2 separate regions of the Mus musculus genome follow, and region 1 is linked to region 2. A link is a loop called in an ENCODE intact Hi-C map of the cell type or tissue named here. Cell type or tissue: heart. All regions are shown on one strand. Links, peaks and the distances in the headings refer to the core of each region. The heading gives the core; the rest is flanking DNA. Region 1 has its middle 3.0 kb from the start of Gm30746. Region 2 holds the start of Gm30604 (a long non-coding RNA gene).

What was found. A loop is a pair of places that touch in the nucleus more often than their neighbours do. Peaks named below come from ENCODE experiments on the same cell type or tissue, not always from the same donor. Only the 100,000 strongest peaks of a DNase experiment are listed, where the experiment ranks them.
Region 1: it touches region 2 in a loop (1.8-fold over the local background); 3 of 42 quality-filtered maps call a loop at or near these places.

What each region holds. Positions count from the first base shown.
Region 1 is chr5:118,457,588-118,460,494 of GRCm38, reverse strand. No RefSeq gene overlaps it. Among named protein-coding and RNA genes, the nearest start is that of Gm30746, 3.0 kb to the left of the region's middle. In heart, for the core only: no CTCF peak of the experiment used is centred there; DNase peaks (open chromatin) are centred at 854 and 1,314; H3K4me3 peaks cover 1,215 bases; H3K27ac peaks cover 1,367 bases.
Region 2 is chr5:118,379,002-118,381,908 of GRCm38, reverse strand. Gm30604 (a long non-coding RNA gene) reads left to right here and starts at 991. Exons shown (of 6, transcript XR_878721.1): 1 at 991-1,280; 2 at 1,926-2,012. In heart, for the core only: a CTCF peak has its summit at 1,461 (motif pointing left); DNase peaks (open chromatin) are centred at 358, 988, 1,148, 2,148 and 1 weaker place; H3K4me3 peaks cover 1,547 bases; H3K27ac peaks cover 1,406 bases; H3K27me3 peaks cover 541 bases.

The DNA.
Region 1 (2,907 bases), core at 128-2,627, 79 kb before region 2:
GGGGGGGTGTTGAGTGATGGGTGCGACTCACCATTATAGTACTTGCTGGGGACATATGTGGCCCTAAATTCAGTCTCTGTGAAAAAGGAAAATGTGTGCACTTTCCACATCCAGAGATGCCCGTGATGTTCGATGCTGATGAGAACTTACTGTGGGTTATCATCTATCTAGACTTAAGTGTTCAGAAGGAAATGCCAGTGCTCAGGGATGTGGGGATCTACGAGAAGGAATATGGCTCCGGCAACCTTTCCTAAAACACCAAGACACAATCATACACTATTTTACAAAGTCAATTTCACTGAAGATAATTTACCCCCACCCCCTGCTACGACCTCCACCCAGGTCTCTGAGACTCCCAAAGCCCATGTTATTTTGTTTTTGTTATTTTTTTTCCCCCAGTCAGGGTTTGTCTGTATAGCCCTGACTGTTGGGGGAACTCAGTCTGTAGAGCAGGCCGGCCCTGAGCTCAGAGATCCGCCTGCCTCTGCCTCCCATGTGCTAGGATTAAAGGCGAACAACACCAGGCCAGGTTGCAAAGCCCATGCTCTTAAGGGCAACGTTGAGACCTATTGCCTTCTACAGATAATAAGGAGCTAGAAAACGCTTGAGCGCGAGAGTGGGCCTGTTGGAATATCGTCACTTCAGAGGTCAGAAAGTTGCCTTTCCTGTCTCACATCAATTTCTTTTATGCTGGGTTCACTGCCTCTGGTCCGGTTTCTAGGAGACAGGCAGAACTGCTCATAAAACCCCAAGCCCGAGGAGTCGGTAATTAAGTCCATCTCAGCTGGCTCCTCCCAGCCCTTTCTTCTTAAGGACCTGTTGGCTCTGGCTTTGATCTCTGCTGTTCTGCCCTGAAGCTCCCCAGCCGCTGGAGTGTGGGAATAGCCAAGGTCTGGCACCCGTGGGACAAGAGCACCGGATGGAAGAGAGGGGCGCGGGAGCCTCAGCCTGGCCCTGCCACACTTTGTGTGTCCGGAGGGGGAGCTTCCGACATCCAGACCACCTACCTCTGAGGAGTTGGAACTGGAGGTGGGGGAGCGGGAGGGAGGGAGAGAGGGAGAGAGGGAGAGACAGAGACAGAGACGGACAGAGAGAGAGACACACACACAGAGGGAAAGCAGTGGGAGATAGACATAAAGTGGCAGAGAGAGAGAGAGAGAGAGAGAGAGAGAGAGAGAGAGAGAGAGAGAGAGAGAGAGAGCTCATATGCTGCTTCCTTCTTGTTGAGTCAGTCAGTCCAGCCCCTCCCTGCCCTGTGGTCTCTCCCGTTCTCTCTCAGTTCCGAGGCTGCAACGCGAGCCAAATGACTCACTGACGTGGGAAAGTTAATTTATTTTGGCAGACATTCCCCTAGCTCTGAGAAATGGAGACTGCACACCTATTGCCTCAGAAGGCAGAAATTAGGGTGGTGATTCATTCATTCCCCCTCCATTCATTCTCGGAGTCCCCGATTATTCCCACCCCATTAAAATTCCGCCTATTGTTTTCTCTCTGGGGGAGGAGACCGAAGGAGGCTTAGCCAGGCACTCTGTGAAAGTACTCAATGACAGTACCCCACAGCTAATGTGACAGAGCAGTCAAGGGCTGTGTGTCTGCCCGGCAATAGAGTCCCAGCCTGAAGCGCCCTCCAGGAGGTCGAGGTGACCCGGCCATGTCAGTACAACTGCTACTAAATAGCAGTGGGAAAGAAAGCCCAGCAGCCTGCGCTGCAGATGCAACCGGTTGAGCAAGAGCTCAGGGCAGGTGCGGGCTATCTATCTATCTATCTATCTATCTATCTATCTATCTATCTATCTATCTATCTATCTATCATCTAACTATTGTCTATCTGTCTATCAATCTATCATCTATTATCTAACTATCATCTATCTAATCTATCACATGTCTAGCTACAATCTTTTTATCATCTATTATCTATCTCTATTATCTGTCTGTTATCTGTCATCTCTCTCTTTTTTCTAATCTACCTCTATCACTCTCTATGATGTATAGCTCTAGCTTTGCCTGGAGCTCACTATGTAGCCCAGGTTGGCCTTAAGTGTGCAGCAATTCTCACACCTCAGTCTTCCCACTGCTAGGATAACAGCCTCAATACTCCAGACATGTGAAAGACTGAAGCAGGAGAATCACAAGTTCAAGGCCTGTCAGGGCAACTTAGTGAAGTCCTGCCTCAAAATGAAAAAGGTATGTCTGCCGGGTGGTGGTGGTGCAAGCCTTTAATCCCAGCACTTGGGAGGCAGAGGCAGGCAGATTTCTGAGTTGGAGGCCAGCCTGGTCTACAAAGTGAGTTTCAGGACAGCCAGGGCTACACAGAGAAACCCTGTCTCGAAAAAAAACAAACAAACAAAAAAACAAAAAAAACAAAAAAAAAAAAGAAAGAAAGAAAAAAGTTTCTTCTTCTTCTCCCCGCTCCCCCCCCACCAAGGGCTGATGTAGTGCTTGCTTAGCTTAGTGATACTCGGTTTCTATTCTCAGCACACCGTATACACCCACCCACCCTTCCCAGCCTCACAAGGGCCCTTCTATTGTTTATAGCCTAGGCTAACAGTATAGCTTATAGCCTAGGCTAACAGTATAGCTTATAGCCTAGGCTAGCACTGTATAGTGGCTGTTGATGACCTTGAACTTCTGATTTGCCTCCACGGTGTGCAGCACCAGCTTACGTTTATGTGGTGCTGGAGACAGAATCCCGGGCTTTGTGTATGCTAACTAGGCAAGGGCTATACCAACTGGGCGGCAAAGATGTTCTGTTATTTTAATTACAATTTTTTCATTTATTGGGGGACAATATGAGTATCAGAGTGCCCGTGTAGAGGTCAGAGGACAACCTGTGGGAGTTCATTCTCTCCTGCCATTGTGTAGTCTAGGAACAGAACTCAAGTCATTAGGCTTGGCTGCAAGCCCCTT
Region 2 (2,907 bases), core at 198-2,697:
CCAACAAAGTGGGAGGAGAGACTTGCTCAGATTGTCCTCTAGTCTATGTGCATACCACCACCAAATTAAAATCTAATTAAAAGAAAAAAATTTTTTTGAGTCACGAACTTCTGATGTAGCCCTTGGTGATCTGGAACTTTCCATGCAGATCTGCCTGCCTCCGCCTCGGATGCTGAGATTAAAGATGGGCATCACCATGGCCAGCCAATTAAAGATAAAAATTAAAGACAATACTAACCAGGCAGGAATAGTGAGCCACTCTGAAGCCCTGCGCTTTCTTTTATTCTTGCCTTTCCCCTTCTAACATGACCACGCCCCTGTAAACCACGCCTCCGTCAGCACAGGCTCCACCCCTCCACTCCCTGGCCCTGGGAGGGTTGCATTTGGTACCCAGGAGGGCTGAGGGGAATGCTAAGAGCGTGGGGAAGGGGTTGCAAACTGGCAGGGTGAGGCCTGAGGACTCCAGCCAGCTCCCTTCACGCCCTCCCCACTGCTGCACGCCTTGAAACTTCACTCTTCAGCGTCCGTGGGAGTGGGTGGGAGGCCGAGAGGGACCATCACCCGCTGCCAGAGCCCCAGTCGATGTCAACTCTGACTCTCTTCTTTTCTCAGATAAAAGGACTCGTCTGTGTGTTTGTCTTTTACAACACCCCTGCTGTTTCTTTTGTCTTATTTTAAATTTAAATTTCCGACGCATCCATTGGAGGCGGGGTCTTGAAAGAGCTAAGTCCTGCGCACATCCCTTCCTCGCTTTCCAGAACAAATCCTCCCACATTACAGCTCGCCCCGCCCCTCGTCTCCGCGCCCCCCCCCTCCGCCCCCTCCCCCAACCCCTAGGCCTCCTTGGGGATGGGATGGGGGAGGACCCAGGCCAGTAAGAACAAATTAGATAATGAAAAGAATTACGGCCCTGGCGTTCCCTCTCCCCGCCCTCCGGGGCGCTGCTTTCCCCTCCTTTCCCTCGGCTCCCGCGCCCCCTCTCTCCCGGCGTCGCTGGAACGTTCAGCGGCCCGTGATGAATGATCGCCTGTCACGGCTTGTTTATTATAACGCGGGCAATCAATTACACATCCCCAACGCTGGCCGGCCCGCGGGAAATTGATACGCTCAGCACAATCCAATGTGAAAATGGGAACTCATTTGCCAAATGTCTTTCTCAGGCATGATTACAGTGTGTTTCTTCCAACAGGACGGTTGGACTGACGGCGGTATCACTTACTGCCTGGCTCGGGCCACCCTCCTCGAAGGTGTTATTTATTGCGTGACAGAGGCTAACGCAGGTAGAGGACAAGGGGTTTCTGTCCTGGATGTCACCTTGTTGGTTGGTTTTTGTTTTTGTTCTTGTTTTAAGTGGGTGGGCGGGGCCACGGTTCCTCTTCCAGCCACTTCTGCAAGCTCAGCTTCTCAGGCCACCTTCTCCAGCACTCGACTGCTGGAGTCACCCTGGTGCCACCCTGAGGACAAACCTCTGCCCAGTAGAAGCTCTACGGGTCTAAGAATCAGGCCAGACTGGGGTTTCCAGTTCTGTCTGCTGTTGAGTCCTTTCCTACCCTGGGAGTTCTATGCCGTGGGCAATACTGATGTCAGGGACAAAACTGATGTCATGGACAACGTGAGGAGCTGTGAGGGGCCATCAGTGGTGCAGACTGGGATCCATGGCCCTTATCAGAAGTCCCCAGCCTCTGATTTCTGAGACGCTGTAGCATGGAGACTGTTTCTCTTCCTGGTGACATTTTGCCCTCTTACACACTGAAAAGATAAGACAACCCTTTGCTTTCCTTATGTTTCTATCTCTTTTCAGGCTCCTCCCCCGCCCAAGATTTTTTTTTCCTTTTAGTGTGCATGTGTATGTGTGTGTGTGTGGGGGGGGGGGCACAGCATGTATATGGAGATTACAGAACTCTGTGTGGTTCTCTCGAATTCAGGTTGTCAGATTGGCAGCAAGCCCCTTTAACCGGCTGAGACTTCTCACTGGGCCCACTTTCCCATCTTGGAGTGTGCCCTATAAGCAGGTGAGGGCAACTCTTTCTTGTGACGTGGGATTTCTACCTCATCCCCATCCCCTACCCCTCCACCACCACTCAGAGAAAGGCAGGAAATAACTGCTAAACTGGCTGGGCCATCTTGGTCTGGCTGGCACAGTCCGGGATCTCCCTGATCTAAAAATGTGTTGTGTAAACTGGGAAGTGAAGCTGTCAGTTCTGGTCATTCTCCAAGGTCTCGAGGTCTCGCCAGACCGGCTCTGACTCTAATTTATTCCCGTAGCGCACCTGGATCAGGTGGACGACGGGCATTGGAGGAGGCCGGCCAATCCTCGAGCATGTGGTCCACTGGTCTTCACCACACCTTGTATTGTGTTAGCTTACTGACTCCGCTGGTATGAGAACTCCAAAAAGGGAGGCACACGTTTGATGGCAGGCACTTCTGTGTCCCCAGCGTCCCCAGCCTCCACTTGGCATATCCTAAGTGCTCGGTAAATATTTGTGGCTTTCACGGATGGCTGAATGAATAGCATAAGAGTTAAACTCATTACCGGGGCAACCTCTGCCGAGCAGAGCGCAGCCCTGGAGAGGGGATGTTTACAGGCATTTCACCCCACGGCATCCTCACAGAAATAGCTCCTGCTCCCCCCACCCGCCCTTGCCCGGTGCTACAAATGTTCTGTGTGCTCAGGGCATAAAAACCGGTAACGGGCTGAACGTATACGTCTGTCTGGTAATTCCTGCTTAGCTTCCAATCAGCACCCTGGGCATAAATCCCAGTCTCTGTCAATGCCTCTTGCTCATAATCCCTACCCCACCTAGGCCGTGGGCACCTTCCTGTGCACAGGTAGCTGTGTCTTATTGGAATCTCATGTTTGTTGGTAGCCCAGGATAACCCCAAGCTCCTGCCTGCCACAACTTCCAC